Linked DNA regions of Homo sapiens: all the other regions are linked to region 2. The links are chromatin loops, found by intact Hi-C in ENCODE. Cell type or tissue: GM12878. All regions are shown on one strand. Each heading gives the region's core, and the rest is flanking DNA. Links, peaks and the distances in the headings are about the cores only.

Region 1 (5,836 bases), core at 907-4,906, 300 kb after region 2:
AAGCACTCAGTCCGAATCATACTCATTCGCCCTCTTCTTTTCACAAGGCTACACCATGAAGGTCAACAATTATTTTACATGATTGCTTTGAGCACTAAATGAGTTTGAGGGATGTCTTTCCTAGAATCCATCCTTATTCTCTCCTCATTCTTTCCCTATCACTGAAGCATTAACACTTCTCTTTTGTTTTCTTTTTATCTTTGTGCCTACCTTTCTAGATGTGTGGCATTTCAATTCTCTCTAACTCACTGACTGTTGTTGACTTTCTGGTTCACTCATGTCTTTCTTTCATTTCTCTCTTTTTTTTTTTTCTGTCTTCTCTCCTGAATACTGAAATTCTTCTCTAATATAGGAATATTATGACTTTGTGTTTGGCCCCAACTCTAATTGTTCTAGAATTTTAGGAATTTTAGTAGTGGTATATCAGAGAGGTGCTTGCTCTATTTATTCTAAATATTTTTTAGCAAAACCAAACACAGGCTGGGGGCAGAAGAGAAACTTGAATCAAACAAAAGCCTCAGCAAACATTTTTTCAGAGTTAATTTGAATTATTTAAAATGGATTCCTGGGGAAGTGGCATTTTGTCAACATGCTTAAAAATGTATATTCAAGGATGTTGTAGTGTATTGGGACTAATATATTCTCCGTATCATGAAGCGTTGCAGCATTTAGTTGAACATTTCCATAATGTTGCCAGCACTTCTTTATTTCACTTGAGAAGTAGGGAAAAATAATGTTTTAAAAATATTTATTGTTAGATTTAATTATACTCCAGACACATCTTAGTTGTTTGGATGGGATTGTGACATTGTGTATTGCAAAACCAATCACTTTATAAATTATCCTCATTTACATTGTATAGTTTTATGAATTTGATTATTAGTACAGAGAGTTCATTCCTTTAAAAGTAACAGTTCTTTCGGTTTACACTCAAACAAAGAAGTGAGATTTTTGTAATTACCCTTTTTTCTTAAAAAAAGATATTTTACAGCCTCTGAGCTGTGAAATATGGGGATCTCATTAGTTGCACTGAGATTTCCCTGTTACCACTCCAGCTGTTGACTATTTACTACGGGAGCTGGTGCTAGTGGTAGGCAGAGAAAAATGCTCATTTAGTTAGAGCTTTCCAGGTGAAGCGTTCTTTGAGGTTGATTTGAACATTTGCCTATAATGAGCAAAAGCTATGCATTATTCAAATCATGAAAAACTACAAGAATCTTCCCAAATTGTTCAGTGTTTTGTCAAATAAAATAAGTGCTAGTATTTAGAGGAAAATTCCATTACACTAATTAACTTAAAAAATTCATTAGCTAACACATGTTTTATTTAAATGATAAATACTAGGAAATCCCATATCTCACTGTTTATAGACACATTTTAGCACATTTGTGATTATTTCACTCATGGACAAACTAAGCTGTTGTTTACAGTTGTAATTATTATATAATCTAGCTTTCAAAGTCTCAACTGCATCTTAAATTATCATAAAAACAGTTGTCTATATCCCATTGACCTCTGGGGACATATTTTGTGAATGGTATTATTTTCTTAATGTGAAGTGATGTGCTGTGGTGGCTAAAGCCCCAGCTCTAAGAAAGACAAATCTGGGTTCGAATCCTTGATTAAGCACTTAAGAGATAAGCAAATTCAGCAAGTTGTCTGACCTCTCTTAGTCTATTTTGTCACTTGTTATGCAGGCCCAGTGATCCTAGTAAATGGATTGATTGATTCATGTTAATTACCTGGGTCATTAATTAATAACTTTACTCAGAAGTGGCATATCTATGTAAACTGTGTGGTAGAATAAAGGGTGACCTTTTTATTCCATTTTTCTTTGTATTTTCTAATTTTTCTCATATTAAATATAATTTTTTAATCAGCAAAAATAAAGATTATACAAAAGTACATAAGAGGTAATAGATACTAAGGAATTATTTTGAAAGGCAGGATAAAATAATTAAAGAATTTATCAAGGGAAAGGGTGATCTAGTCTGTGTCTATCCACTGCCTTCCCCTTCACCTCCCAACTGAAACCTCTGGAAACAGGTTCTGCCATCCGCTGGCACACTCCTAGGATTTCTGTTTGCATAGCCAAGAAGTGCAAGAGCCATGTTGCGAGATTTTCAATTTGATCGTCTCACATGAGGGTACCAGTGTTTTCAGACTGGAAACAGCATGTTAGTACACTTTGGCAATAATGCATTAAATACAGATGGGTTTGTTTTTAGCCAAATATGTATCATACAGCCAACAGCTGTTTAGATATTGCCAACGGTCTGTTTAGTACACAGAGAGACTGTGGGTTTCTTTTCTACTCAAGAAAATCTAGTGAACCTATGTAAAATCTCCACAACCGTGTCCAGTTGGCTACAAAACAGGAGACAGATCATCAGCACACTGACAAAAGCCTGCAACGATTTCTTTTTACTCCCAAATTTTATTATAATGAGGACAATTAGCATATCTTAAATCTATCTAAGTAATAACACAATCCCAGCTCTTTCAATAGATAAAGAATCCCTTATGATCTCAGCAATAATCCAATTAATGATAATGTTTGGTATTTTTTAATGTTTTCTTTAAAAGTATGAAGCACTGAGGAATATGCAGAGCCCTAGAAACATAGGACATCGCTGCTCCTGCCCACATCTCCCTCAAGTGTGAGAAGCGATGAGCATATGAAACATAGTATTTCTCATTGCCTAAGATTTTATTTTAATTACTATTAAAGACATCCAGATACAGAATTAAAAGACCATATGTATTATCTGAAAAGTGAAAAAACAAAACGGTATTTTATTCCATCAAATTCATGGCTGATTTAATAAAGGACTGTCACAATATAAACAAGCCAAACAAAATACAATTTTATATGTTCAAGAGCTCCCCTCCCCCACTCCCTTTTGTAAACATTGTTTTTGCACTTGAAGCAAGGGAAAACATTTATTTACACTCAGGATTTTAGGGATACTGCCACCATGTGGTAGTAAAGAAACATCTCATCAACTCCAATAATTTTTTTACTCCATGACCATATATTTCTATTTCTTAACAAATATAATTCTTTCACTTAAATGGATAAAGCTACAATACTTTAAGCAACCACCAAAAGTAATGCATTTGTCAACCTATAGGAAGAAACTAAGGCAAAATTAATATAAGTAGAGAGTTTATTTGGGCCCAGGTTTAGAACTGCAGCTCAGGAGTCACCAATTCAAATTGCCCTGAATATATGCACCAATTAGCAGCAGTTACAAGTGGGTTTTTAAAGAGAAAAAAAGAAGTTAGGGGATAGTTTCTAAGCTGTTTACCAGAAGTTTATGTTGGTTCATTAAAATAACATCAGCTATTGATTGGCTATATATTGTTTCTTATATTATAAATTTCAGGAACTTGAAGATAGTGGTTGAGGGTCACATTGTGTAACTTGTAGTAACATTTGAAGAAATTTATCAGCTAGTCTGGAAACTACAGGAAAGAAAGTAAAAACAAAATACCTTTCAGCAATTACCCCTGGGCATGGTTGCAAAGGATGTGACTGAATCCTCAAGCTCCTGTTTCTCTGGGCCTGATAAATTTTGCAGACCTCACATTCTTCAGACTGCTCCAAGTCACTTTTCTTTCTCACATCTTAAATCAGTTTAAAATCATAGAGGAGAATTAACTCTTATAACGCTTGCAGAGATGATCCAGATTTTGTGGGTCCTAAGATTTGGAAAATTGGGGGGATGTCTTCTTTTGAGAAATGTCTATACAAATCTTTTGCCTTTTTTGATTGGGTTATTAGATTTTTTCCTACTCAGCCGTAAAAAAGAATGAGATCCAGTCATTTGCAACAACATGGAAAGACCTGAAGATCATTATGTTAAGTGAAATAAGCCAGGCACAGAAAGACAAACATCACATGTTCTCACTTATTTGTGGAATCTAAAAATCAAATCAATTGAACTTATGGACATAGAGAATAGAAGGATGGTTACGAGAGGCTGGGAAGTGTAGTGGTGGGGGCGCTGGGGGAAGATGAGAATGATTAATGTGTGCAAAAAATTTAGAAAGAATGAATAAGACCTATTTGATACCACAATAGGGTGACTATAGTCAATAATAATAATAATATATTTTAAAATAACTTAAAGAATGTAATTGGATTGTTTGTAACCCAAAAGATAAATGCTTGAGGGGCTGGATACTCCGTTCTCCATGATGTGCTTATTTCACATTGCATACCTGTATCCAAACATCTCATGTACACTATGCATACATGTACCATGTACCCACAAAAAAATATATTTAAAATAATTTTTAAAAAAATTTTTAAAGAAGAAAACAGGCTGGGCATGGTGGCTCATGCCTGTATTCCCAGCACTTTGGGAGGCTGAGGCAGGTGGATCACCTGAAGTTGGGAGTTCCAGACCAGCCTGATCAACATGGAGAAACCCCGTCTCTACTAAAAATACAAAATTAGTCGGGCATAGTGGCACATGCAGCTACTCAGGAGGCTGAGGCAGGAGAATTGCTTGAACCTGGGAGATGGAGGTTGCAGTGAGCTGAGATTGTACCATTGCACTTCAACCTAGGCAACAAGAATGAAATTCCATCTCAAAAAAAAAAAAAAAAAAGAAAAAGAAAAAGAAAAAAACAAAACTTGAGCTCTTAAGAATACAAAATTAAATACAAAATTATTTATAAAAGGGAATAATATTTATTTTGAATTAGAAATCAAATAACCACCAATCACTTCAGGCTTGGAGATTCTTATCTCCTATTTCTGAAATTTCTAGACATTTTCCCCAAAAAACTCATTGAGAAATACTTCCTCTTTGCAACTTGGGCTCCCTGCTCCTCTTCACTTACTTGATAATACCATACAACACCCAGCATTCATTGGGGTCTGTATTAGTCTGTTCCCATGCTGCTAGTAAAGGCATACCCAAGACTAGGTAATGTATAAAGGAAAGAGGTTTAATTAACTCACAGTTCCACATGGCTGGGGAGGCCTCACAATCACGGTGAAAGGCAAAAGAGGAGCAAAGTCACGTCTTACATGACGATAGGCAAGAGGGCATGTGTGGGGGAACTTCCCTTTATAAAACCATCAGATCTCTTGAGACTTATTCACTATAATGAGAATAGCATGGAAAAAAATCACCCACGTGATTCAGTTACCTCCCACCAGGTCCCTCCCGTGACACATGGGGATTATTACAATTCAAGGTGAGATTTAGGTGGGGACACAGAGCCAAATCATATCAGGGTCTGTGCAAAGGGAGAGCTTGGAAGCTTAAGTCTTATTAGCTTTATGACAATCTCATCAAAAGGTAATTTTTGGCATTTCTTAGGATTTGCTTGCAGCTGTGAGGCTGTCCTATAAAATGAAGACAAGCAACTGTCTATATTCCTTCTCAACTCCAAAATACTTTTATAACTTTCTAGCTAACCCAAAAGCATTGTTATTAAATATTTACAGTAATCTCATGTTTTAAAGATGTTAAACATCCCTGGTAATTATTCCTTTGTTTCTAGTCTCTGGGCATTTCAGTATCTCTTAATGTGGCTGCCTCCTCACATAATTCTCCCCTTTGCTGTCTAGCCAGGAAGGACTGCTTCTCTTTTCAAACCAATAGAGCATCACTAAACTGCCTAGCTCTTACCTGCAGGGCTAAGGAAATCTGTAAGGACACTGATTGGAGAGGAAAAGCCATTGAAAAGGTAGGAGCAAGAGGGAGAAAGCAAAGCTCAGAACTTTCTGGAAAACATAAGTTTGCATCTATCTGATTACTGGTATTTTTCTTTAGATGTTGAAAATCTTAAATAAAGACAAAATATTTTGTTGGTT
Region 2 (5,836 bases), core at 667-4,666:
CAACCTTCTAGACAATTTTGATGAGAGAACCTGGATACCTTGGTTGCCTGTGAGGATTCACAGGCTTTTTATGTTTTTTTCCCATTGGCGCCTCTGAATGCAGCTGCTTCTAGTCAGCCATCTTTGCCCCGCCCCCCACAGCTACCAAGTTTCATAATCAAGTGTTGGAATTCAAATTTTCTGATTCTGAGTAATGCCATCCATCTTTACATTGACAGATTTTTAAATAATAGGGAGATAAGTGGTTTTCTTAACTAATTTCAATAATAGCCTTCTCAGAATAATAGAGACGTATCTTCCTGGGAGGTTCAGTTTGCTTACCCTAGGGGACAATGAAACATTTGCTTGGTAACCTGCATCTGTGGCCTGACCAGAAATGAATGCAGCTCTCTTAGACTGTATGACATGCCCTCTGACTAGCAAGCTGGTAACTGCTGAATGCCAAGCTCTGCTTTCAAAATGCCCATGTCACAATTGCCAGTGGATGACCTGATATCATGACCAATGCTGTTTTGGTAAAGTAGAGACACTTTCCTAGATTTGTGATCTTTACACAATCTCTATCTCTGAAGATACCTTAGAGAAATCATTTTAGTACTATTATCTGTAGTTAAATCATGTTGTGCATGCAGTAAGTGTTTTAAATGAAAGTAATTTAAAACAACTCTGTGTGTTTAACTCTGGAATTACACTTTTTACTGTACCTCAATAGATTTCAGACAAATGTGTGTAATATGTTCACATTTATGTTGTTTTTTTCTTATTAAAATACATTGGATTTATGCTTCTAATATCATGTTTTGAGAAACTAAGTGGATCATACTGAAGTTGAACTTATTTCTCTATCAGTGCAAAAAAAGGAGCTATTACCAAACCTCTATTAAAAAGGTATGTGAAAATAAACAGTAAAAATAAAAATACATATAAAATGTTATTTTACAAAAATGAATGAATGCTTGACTTTAATTAATTAATCGTTCGGGCAAGAAGACTTTGCCCGGTTTAATACTTGAATTCAGTAATAGACTCCCAAGTTAAACTTTAGAAGTCCCAAGTTTTCATTTTCTCCAATGCTGTTTCATTCTTCAGAATAGTTTGTGATAAATGGTGAATAAGACCCAAAGCCCAATTTGGGGTGAAAATGAAGGCTTCGTATGTCTTCAAGTGGCTGTTAACACAGGGTAAAGGAAAAGACAGACAACTACTAATACTTTCAGCTTAAAAGTACCTGAGTCTTTCTCCCTCATAAGGGAAATACATTTTGTGGGGAAGTTTTTTCATAATTTAAACATTCTGAGCAAGTTTTCTTTTTATATGTCAAGAAGCATTACAGAACTTGAAGCCAATAGAAATAGATGCAGCACCTGATGGAGTAGTGTGATAGTATAGCAAAAGGACAAGATCGGAGGCTTGAATGAACTGAGATCAAATCCTGGCTGTACTGTTTTCTAACTGAATAATCATGAGCACATTACTTAACCTCTCAGAGGCTTAATTTCTTTATCTATACATGGGGTCAATAACGTTCTTGTGTTGAGTTATTGTTACAGCTAACTAGTACTTGACTTAAATATTCAGTACACAATATTATTATTTGTAAGTCTAAGATTAGGTCTTCCTTATAAAATTATAATCTTACAAATCACTCCAAAAATTAGCAAGAGAAGGAAACCTACATCCATCACTCCCTCTTTTGGAATACGAATGGCTTACTGAATAACTACATGCAAAACCTCTCTTAAGTAAGTACTGATGTTTAGAATAAATTGTCCAAATCAAAGTGATGAATGCTGTGGCATAACAGTTATTTTCTTCTTTCTTATGAAAATAGCAACACCTAGGTTTAATTATTTTTGAAACTGCTGTCCTAAAAGCTATTAATTCACCTGCCAGGGTGAGTCATAATCAAGAATTAGTTTAGCCTTACTGCAGGCATTTGTGGCACATTGAGACAAGTGAGCACAATGGGAGGTGTCAAACACAAAACCCTGAAACTTTGAGCCCTGTCTCCAAACTGTGTGAGGAAAACATAGTCCCATAATCTGCCTTATCCATTTGAAAAGGGCCTGAACAAACCCTTTCTAATAGAGATCAGACCTAAGCCTCCTGAAAAGGAGTAGAGGCCTCTTCCTATTGTCCCCTCCCTCTGTCCTTTCTCCCTTCCTCCGGAGCACAAGTACCTCAGTGAAACATCCTGCCACTTGGAATTCAGAGTAAAAGCGGCTTCACAAATAGGGCAATAAACATAAATGATACCTGTGGGTAATAGGTTTGAAATTGCTGTTTTCCTAGGTAACTGGATATAATTACAAGTACTCTGGATTCCAGGGGACTACGGTGTAATTATCACTCTAATTTCCAGAATAAAAAGAAAGGATTACAACAGTGTTGCCACAACTCAATAACGTGAGAAAAGGGATCTTGCTAGAAAGATAACAGTATTTGAGCATATTTTTCTTGTGCTCATTTCACATTGGGAGCATATGTTGGCCAAAAGCACACAAATCTATGTGATTAAATTGGTATAAGTTACAATACATCACCACTATAGTAAGGCTACTGCAGGGTTTCTTAGTAAGTTACAAAAAAAAAAAAAAAAAAGGGGAGCAGGGAGGGAGAAGTAACGAGTGATATCACCGCATTCTAACTGTGGGCAGGTTATCATATATTTTGGAAGTAATTAAAGACGATCGAGTGATACTTCCCAGCCTGATGAGTGATTCTGCCACAGCCTCACAGCAGGGAGGCCCCTGTGTGTTACTGCACATTTCCATAGTATTTACTGGGGTAATGAGTGTTATTGCTGTGGTGTAACAGCAGGGTGCACTGCTCCCTGTGTTTCTTGAGAGTGCTGCCATAATTAGAAGGCAAAATGTGATTGCTGTTTTTCTAGACACCAGTCATGATCTATTCCTATATTGTTCTGTAGTAATTACCAAATGACATAGTGCTATTTCCCAGGGTATTTACTTTGGACAAACAAGGAAGATTTTTTTATATTAAATTAATTAATTTTTTTGCCATTGAGGCTTAATGACATTGTTTCTAATTTGGTTATAGAATGTATAATTGCAAAATTGTTATTGACTTGTAATCACTGGCTCATCTACCATCTTTGCCGTTGTTTGTCTTGGGCCTCGGCAGCAGGGTTGCCGTTGCATTGGCAGTGTTTTTGAAGCTTCACAGTGCAGGCAAGAGGGAAGAGATGGCAAAAAGAATAACACAGGCCTGTCACATATGCTCAGCCTTTAAAATTTACTTGAACAGTTATATTTGAATACTCTGCATCTATGTGACCCTTTTTCATTTCTAAAATTAGTGCCATTATATCAATCAAGAGGACATGTAGTCAGTAGAATGAAGCCTCAGATCAGCCAATAGTTACATTTTACCTCACATGATATAAGTATGAAGATCTGTCTTGGTTTCAAACATTTTTATTTACTCTCTACATCAATGACCAAAATGTCCCATAGATTCTGCAATTTTTACTTTGGATTCCATCAGTGTCTGTCTTGTTGATTTTAATTTGGGAGAATGTAATCTATGTATGCACAGGAGAAGCACTTTGGATGGTAGAGGCAAAGGTGGTATCTGGAGCCTGTGGCTCTGTGTAGCTCTACCCTTATAAAGGGTTCACTTGATGTTGAGAGCACTGGTAAAGGATATGTGTGCTGGAGCCCTACTGCCTGAGTTCAAGTCCCAGATGTACCACTTATGAGCAAGTGATCCATGGGAAAATGTTTTAATTCCTCTAATACTTGATTTCCTCATTCATAAAAAGTGGAAAGTAATAGTACTGGCTCATAGATCTGTCATAGATTTCATGAGATAATGTATATTAAATGCCTATGAAAACGCTTGTACCAAGAAAGTTTGTATTAAATGTTAGATATGATTATTATTCATCCTGTTGAGCCTCAATAGGAATGTGCTATCATTTTCTCCTTGAAGGCTCTTGTAGTTCCCTAAATCTTCGATATTTTGTGTTTGAGGCTAGGTCAAAAAAAGCATAAAATACCTATGTGAATATGTATGTCTCATTCCATAATCCTGACCTGAAATATCTTGTTTCCTCAATTCTCTACTTATATACAAGGTAGGCAATAGATTTGAATTCTAGCTATGGTAGAAACAATAAAGGAAAGAACCTCGGATTAATTAAATAGGAAGAAAAATCTATGCACGAGTACACTGGGATTTTGAGCACTCCATGTGGAATTAAACTCAACAATGGCAGCCAGATGAGAGAAAGGCCTTATGAGGTAAAACCAGTGAGGTAGGTGAAACACTCTTCCTCTAAGAATTTGTATGAGGAGTGTTAAGAGTTCACTCACTTTTAGGACTTTTCTGAAGAAGGAGTTCTATATCTATCCATTTTTACCTGTATGCTCTTTAGTTCCCTGGTAGATTTCTTTACTTGAAACTGCTTTATACTATCAAAGATACTGGCTAAAAGAATTCTTCTCATTGCTACACATCACGGAGAGACCAAAAGTGAATCTCTCAAAACAGAGAGACTAGAACTCTAGTCAGTTCTTGGGAATAAACTGCAGTAGGTATTGTAGGACGTAAGAATAGGAGAGTGAGCCTTCTGTATTAATGGTTCTGTGCAAGGATAGACCTTAGGCCTTGCACAGATGGAAAGGTCCCACTTGTGTAGAACTGGGATGCTTGAAGAGTGACTGAATTCCCAGCAATTAGTGCTAAAACTCCTTAAATAGAGAAGCCAATGCTGACAGCAAACGGCACCAGAATGTTAAGAGAGCTGGCAACGGCATAAACTGGGTAGATCAGAAAGTTAGTAGAAACCAGATATTATTCTCTCAAGCCTCATATCTATGGTTTTCACCAACCCATAATGTATAGTATCTACAGTTCTGTGTATATAATAACAAGAATATTAATTGTTCAGTAAACTAGATATATTTGTAAGCCCAGGGAGTAGATTCTTAGAGTATGAGTTAACCCTTTTATTCCACTTATAAGACTCTGGGTAGAATGGTAAATCAAATAGACTAAGATGATAATTGTGGATAAGAATTCTTACATGCAGAGATGTCAGGCTTGGTGGGAGGTATTCTGCAGAATTGTTCCTCCACATGGCTTATTTCTTGTACAGGTAGGCCACACAGCACATGTGGTCCTGCAAATCTATTCCCTGGTAATGCTGTGTCCTCCATCATTTCACCATGGCATATCCGTCCATCTTTGTGAGCACAATTTTTTATTAATCAGCGAAACGTTTGGGCCTTTGAAATTGAAATGGATTTCAGTCTTCTTTATATATTAATTATTGATTAATGGAGCCCAGGAGACAAGGAAGAAGCCTGGCATGATTAAAGACAGATAGTTTTTAATTTTATGTCTCTTGCAGTGACAGAGAAATTTAGTTTAATAGGAGTAATTTTTCAAAGGAGATGCAATCATGAAGGAGGATGTATAGAAAATTGGCAAAGCATATTAAAAAAGAAAGAACTTGTGGACATAGGATATTTCCATAGATAACCTAAAAATTTCCTAGAAGGCATTACCAAGATGGACGGATAGAGGTTTCATGGAAATTTTATCTATACTTTTGCTGATATAAACTATAACCCTAGAACCAGACCCATATCACATTATTTAAAAAATGCTTACATATCCAGCTAAGACAATTTTGTATCTTTTACATTATTTCAGAGTCTCCCAAATTATAGAAAGTCTCAAACAGCCTTAATTATATAATGTCCCACACATCATATAAAAATATCATGACATATAATAATAAAAAAAAACTTACCAAAAGGATTGCTGAGTTCCAGCCTAGTTCTATCATTTACTAGCTTGCCTTAAG
Region 3 (5,836 bases), core at 907-4,906, 340 kb after region 2:
TCTTTGGGTAGAAGGAGGAAATACTTAACATTTTTCTAACACATATAATTCATGTTCTTATTTACTACATAAGGCCCTATGCTATTTACTTTTAATACCTCTGTGTTCTAATCTTTGGAATCTAAGTTTAGGCACCTGTCTGCTACAAAGAAATTCCCCTGTGGCTTAATGTCTTTCGACTGTATGAATTTATACTCCTGCATCCATTCAGGTCCAGCAAAACATACATTCATAACATACTTTGCTGTTTACACAGTATTTTTATATAAATTTTAATGTCAGAGCCTCATGGAAATTAAGATTCAGAAATGGTTAGTTGTTTGGCCAGTGTCACACAACTAGTGAGCTGTTGAACTAAAACCTAGCGTGAGACCCTGTCCCCACCAAAATAAATTAATTAAATTAAATAAAATCTAGGTTAGCTAGTCCCATTTCAATGTATAAACTCATTTTACATCTCTGATAAGTCAAAGAAAAAATGAGTTAATTATATAGATAAAAAATATACATTTAATTATGTATTACTGAATATATAATCACACACATGTAGTCAGGTAAGCATTTTTTTTTTTCCCCCTGTCCTTGGCATTTCATTAGTTCTCTCAGCATTTTTGTGAGTTTGAATAGCAATTTTCATTTTGTAAATAGAAAAACTGAAACACGGTGAGGTGTTCAGTGAACTGAATATTTCTCTATCTTGGAAAAAAGTTCAGAATACTGAGGACACATTATTTAAGCATGTTATTCTGGAGCTAGTAACCGCCCTCAGAGAAATCACATATCTCAGTAATTTTGTCTCAGCTTTATAAAAGTCGCAACAATGAAAGTGTTTGTAAAATTTATTTGCTGCTGTTTTGTTTCAAGATAGCAACTTGAGCTACACACTATATAAACTATGAACATCCATTATCTCTGTTATACAGGTACTGTTCCAGGTGCCAGTGCGTACACTACCTTTAGGAAAACATCAAATTCCACAAACTCAAAATAAACCATACTCGACTGATCTACAAATGCACGTGAACTAGATTTAGAAAAGTTTTCCTTTGTGTTAAACAAATAATGTCCAATTTTATTCTATAATTTTAAGTACAGAAGTGCTGGTAGCATTTTTCTATACATTCTGTTAAATTATTAGACTTACAATTAAGATGCTGAGAAATGTAAACTCTTATTAAGTGGAAAATCTTCACTGAGCACGCATCCCTATTTAGGAGAGTCCTTTGTCTCTGCAATAGGGGTTCCAGCCACAGGGCCTTCCTGCCTTTTAACACAGGCTGACACTGGGAAACACCAAGGCTGGAAACAGGCTTCTTGCTGAAATCTAGTTCCTATTTCAGGAGAAAATCTATCTCTGGGAGAAGACAAAGGGAAAAATAGATTCCAGGGAAGCATTACACACAGGATTGAGGGAGAATATGATCCCCTAAAGTGAAACTAAACCTGTCCTTAGACACTTCTCTGAGTATAGCAACAACAGTGTAAAGAACCCTTCTAGCTTTGAAAACCAGACCAGAAATACTGGAACTGATCTTCAGGGACTAAGAGAGGTAGTGAGTTGGGTTGGTCTGGGAAGGACCTTTTAGTTGAAAAGATTTTACCCCAGTTTACTGGTTGAGCTGCCTGTGTCACTAATTTTTGTTGACAGTACCACCCTCCAAGTGGGATTCTGGCTTCCGTTGCTCTGCAATTGCTTGTGGTACAGGGGCTCTCCAGCTTTGTCCCTGACCTGGTGTCTTTTTCTCTTCTTCTGGCTGAATAGACGTCATCCTGCTTGTGAAATTGAACAGTTCCTAGTCCAGGCCACAGTTTCTTTCTCTGATCCTTTTTATTACCTTAGTTTGCGGCATTGACATATTTCAGCATATTCTTCCTTCCCTCACCCACGTCATCAGTCCTTTCCCAGAACTCCTGCCCTTTTTCTTATTTGATATATACTTTTCCCCCCTACAGCCTCCTAGACTCCATCATGCTGGTATTTCTTCCCTTTCAATGTTGCTATCCCTGTATCCCTAATCTGAGCCTCTTTCCTTCCTCTATAATTTGGGGGAATCAAAACTAGTATTTATATTTTTTATTCTACCCTGAGCCTTAACCATTGATATCCCCCTTCCCAACAATGGTGATACTTACCTCTCTCATTTCTACCCACAGTCCTCATCCTGCTGGGGCTTGGAGCTGTCTAAATAAAGTAGATCTCGGGATGTCCTCATTCCTATCAAGGAGTAAGAAAGAGAGAGGAATCACCCACCCAAGTTTCAAAATAACAGAGGATGAGAGAAGCAGTCAGGAAAATGTGATCCTGTATATATCCCATGGAGATATTATTGAATGTAAAATTCCTTACATTTATTCACTCATTTTTTTCAGCAAATGTTTTTTGAGTACTTATTTTACCCCAAGCACTATGTCAGACTCTGAATAAGGGTTAGGAATATCAGACATTTACGTGTGCCAAGCAATGTGCGAAGCACATTTAACCTTCAAAATAACACAAGGAAGTAGGTATGATAACCCCCATTTTAAAATAAGGATCCGTGGTCAGTCAAGTTAACAGGTTGCTTAAGTTCACACAGTTGATAAAGTGACTCTACTACAGTCTCGTGCTTCTCATGTTATGATCAAGCACATTGTGCATTAAGGAAACTTTTATTATTTGTTTGGGGAAACTGAACAAATTATTTATTATTTCTAACAGGGTGGATAGACTTTCGAACAACCAATATACAATCCGCCTGTTGGTAATTTAGGAAGCGTTTCTAGCCTGCTTGTTTTAGGGTTATTGTTATTCATTTACATGTTATAATCTCCTTCTTATCTAAATATTGTATTTGAAATCCAAATACACAGACACACACACACACTCTTTTTTAGTATAAGAGTAATTACAACCCCATATTGAAAAAAGGAAAAATGCTACAACAGAAGCCATTGAATTAAACTCAGAAGTGGGTTATGTAGAGAAAACAAGCCAGTTGCAACGTATCCCCATCTTAAGTTTTCTAATTTTTCTAGCCATGAAATGATCTTTCTAGATACTCTTGCCGTGGCTACGTACAACTGCAGGAAACAGGGTCTTATCTCAGAAACACAAATCATATAAACCTCTAGAATGTGTCTGGGGGATTCTACTGCATCTGTTTTTCCTTCCTTCAATCACAGATGCCTAGCCTCTACCCTGGGCCAATTAAAGGGGATACTTTCAAAAGACACTCTGAAAGCTGAGGGACAGAAAATTTAAATGCATTCGCTCAGCAGGGCACATTCAACTGTGTTTGGGCTCCCCCTAGCTGCATGGAACCAGATTCTCATTGCTTAAGCAGTTCAGCTGAATGCTTAACCTCAAAAGGCTGCGTGCAACAGAGCAAAGATTTTATCTCCTCTGTCTCCCTGGTTTACTCTTCTGAATACACTGTTGTTATTGCATTCAGTTGCGGAGACCGGAGAGCATATTAAGTAGTCCTGGTCAGAAGAGGGAACTCAAGTCAGAGAAAGAAAAGGCAAATGTTATTGTGGGGATTGTTTTAGCGATGCTTTATGAATGTCTACAAAGATAACATCAATTTCCCTTGTCAATACCTTTATTGGTTTTTTTCCCCCAAAGGGAGTGGGCTGAATGTGCTCACTTATTAAACCACCTCGGTCTCACATATAACTGCCACTGTTTTTACATGTAACGTCAATTCATCCTTGTGTAAGGAGTCAGACCGGGTGGAGGGAGTTTGACAGGAAGAGCCACATCATCCACGGCAAAAGCAGCTACCTGGCAGCTGTGGAGAAAGATGTCCCAAAGGCCTTCCCACACATCCAGAGCTACTGCCAAGCAAGAGGAGCTTTAGGAATGAGAAAATTAGAGATGTTTTAGCTTTTGTCTGCCTTACCAAAGCCTACTGTTACTGTTGCTACTGCAAGACAACAGAAGACATCCCCAAGCGGCTTCCAGCATCCCCAAAGCTCTGCCTTAGGGGCTCTGACATTTCAGTGGGTTTTTTTTTCTGTCTTATGTACTGTCGTTGCACTTGGGGAATTACAAAGAGCCAAACAGATGTAGCATAATATATTGGTTAAAGTCATCCATATTGTTATCTATGGAGCGCTGCTGCCTAGGTAGAATGGAGCCACCTATTGTCTCTTTCAATGGAATTAAATGAAGTCTTTGAGTCTACAAGTATTAATTCAGTACTTGGTAGGTTCAAGGAATAGTTCTGGGAACCAGAACACTGGAAATCATTCAGATGCCAGCTCTGCAGGCAAGGACCTCACCATCTATTGGAGGAGGGCGAGCTCCTACACAAGTGAGGGCACGGCCAGGCAGGGTAGGACTTGGCAGGTAATAGAAACAGGGTGTTATGAGGGTGTGGGTGAGGAACAAACCTGTTGCCTGTGATGGAGATTGGGTCAGGAGAGAGGTGCCAGGGGCAACTTCTCAGGATGAATAACATTTGAAGAGAAACAGGCAGAATAGACAGGGTTTTGAGAAGCCAGAAAAGGGATCATAGGGCATTCTGGGAAGAAGGAACATTGCAAAGAGAGAAGTGGAGGTAAGAATGTTAATGGAGCACTGCGGTGGTATTCCATGGCTCCAGTGAGAATGGCAGGGATGAAGAGATGCATAAAAGACTGGCAGGCAGGGTGGGGCCTGATTGTGAAAGGACTTAACCATGGCAGTGAGTTTCCATTTATTGTAAAGGCATTGGGAGCCACATAAGCCTTTTTGAGTGAGGAGCTGGCTTTATCAGATTGGTGTTGTAAGAGAAACTGCAAAGCCTGTTGGGATTGGATGAGAGAAGGCTGTACTAGATAAGTTAAGGAGGATGGATGATGCAGCAATCCATCCCGAGAGGGAGCGAGAGGGTCAGAACTGGAGCGTGGTGCTGGGAACCCAGTGAATAGCACGATTCAGCCTGGCTGTGCTCTGACAGTCTGGATTATCTTGGGGCTGTCTCAGAGGAGATCTGGGGCTGCCCCAGAAGTGGGTTTTACTCTCACTGTGCTGTGTTGTATTAATAGCTGACAGCTGTATTCTTCTCTGGTTTTGTACTTTTCTTTTTTTTAAGTAAAAGCACATCAAACCAGTTTTCTATTAGTTTCTACTCCTAATCCTCTATTAACATAAATGTTTTATGCTGAATGTGTGGTAACCCACAACAAAATCTCATTTTCTAGATTCAGAAATGTTAAAACAAAAATGATCAACACCGCCCCCCCGCCAAAAAAAAAATCCTCACCATGGAATATAGTTCCAGAAATGACTAACAGTATTAAGAAATAAACACAGGTGTTCTGAGACACAGCACTTAACCCTCAGCCACATTTGCCTCCTGCTACTTTCAGCCTACTAACCTCACCCATGAATTGACAATATGTAAAAACCCCTTCTGTCCTTTCACGTTGTATAAAGTACTTTAGTGCTATAGTGTTAAGCAACATTTAAGTAATTAATGCATTTCTGCTGTCACAATGCAGCAATTTTGCCAGAATGTATGTGGGAGAATGTAGATGGATTAAACACATTTATATCTCCAAGAAAATTGAGCAGCTATGTCAAAATAAAATATCACTGTGCATGGTTTACCATTTTATTTTTTTCTCTAATTATTAGACAAATTTCAAACTTGGCTGTCTGTCTGAGTATGAGACAGATTAGGGCTATTTATTTATACCTAATTCCAATTAGAATATATAGGATTGTCATTTCTAAAATAAGTATGGTTCAGTGTGAACATTATCATACTTTAGAAATTATACAAAATAATTTCTTTCAGACACTTTTAAACAATGCAGTAAGTGAAAACAAGTTTAAGGGTCCAAAGAGAATATTTGGATATTGGTATTT

The links. Peaks named below come from ENCODE experiments on the same cell type or tissue, not always from the same donor. Only the 100,000 strongest peaks of a DNase experiment are listed, where the experiment ranks them.
Region 1: a loop joins it to region 2, with 9 times the contacts of the local background. A loop is called at or near these places in 12 of 110 quality-filtered maps.
Region 3: a loop joins it to region 2, with 10 times the contacts of the local background. A loop is called at or near these places in 17 of 110 quality-filtered maps.

Annotation. Positions count from the first base shown.
Region 1 is chr3:117,056,375-117,062,210 of GRCh38, reverse strand. The region is part of intron 1 of LOC124909415 (a long non-coding RNA gene); the gene reads left to right. Among named protein-coding and RNA genes, the nearest start is that of LINC00901, 140 kb to the right of the region's middle. In GM12878, for the core only: a CTCF peak has its summit at 2,983 (motif pointing left); no DNase peak of the experiment used is centred there.
Region 2 is chr3:117,352,748-117,358,583 of GRCh38, reverse strand. LOC124906271 (a long non-coding RNA gene) reads right to left here and starts at 399. Exons shown (of 3, transcript XR_007096023.1): 1 at 322-399. RefSeq lists an enhancer at 1-146. In GM12878, for the core only: a CTCF peak has its summit at 2,819; no DNase peak of the experiment used is centred there; H3K27me3 peaks cover 97 bases.
Region 3 is chr3:117,016,756-117,022,591 of GRCh38, reverse strand. All of the region lies in intron 1 of LOC124909415 (a long non-coding RNA gene), which reads left to right. Among named protein-coding and RNA genes, the nearest start is that of LINC00901, 98 kb to the right of the region's middle. In GM12878, for the core only: a CTCF peak has its summit at 3,284; a DNase peak (open chromatin) is centred at 3,276.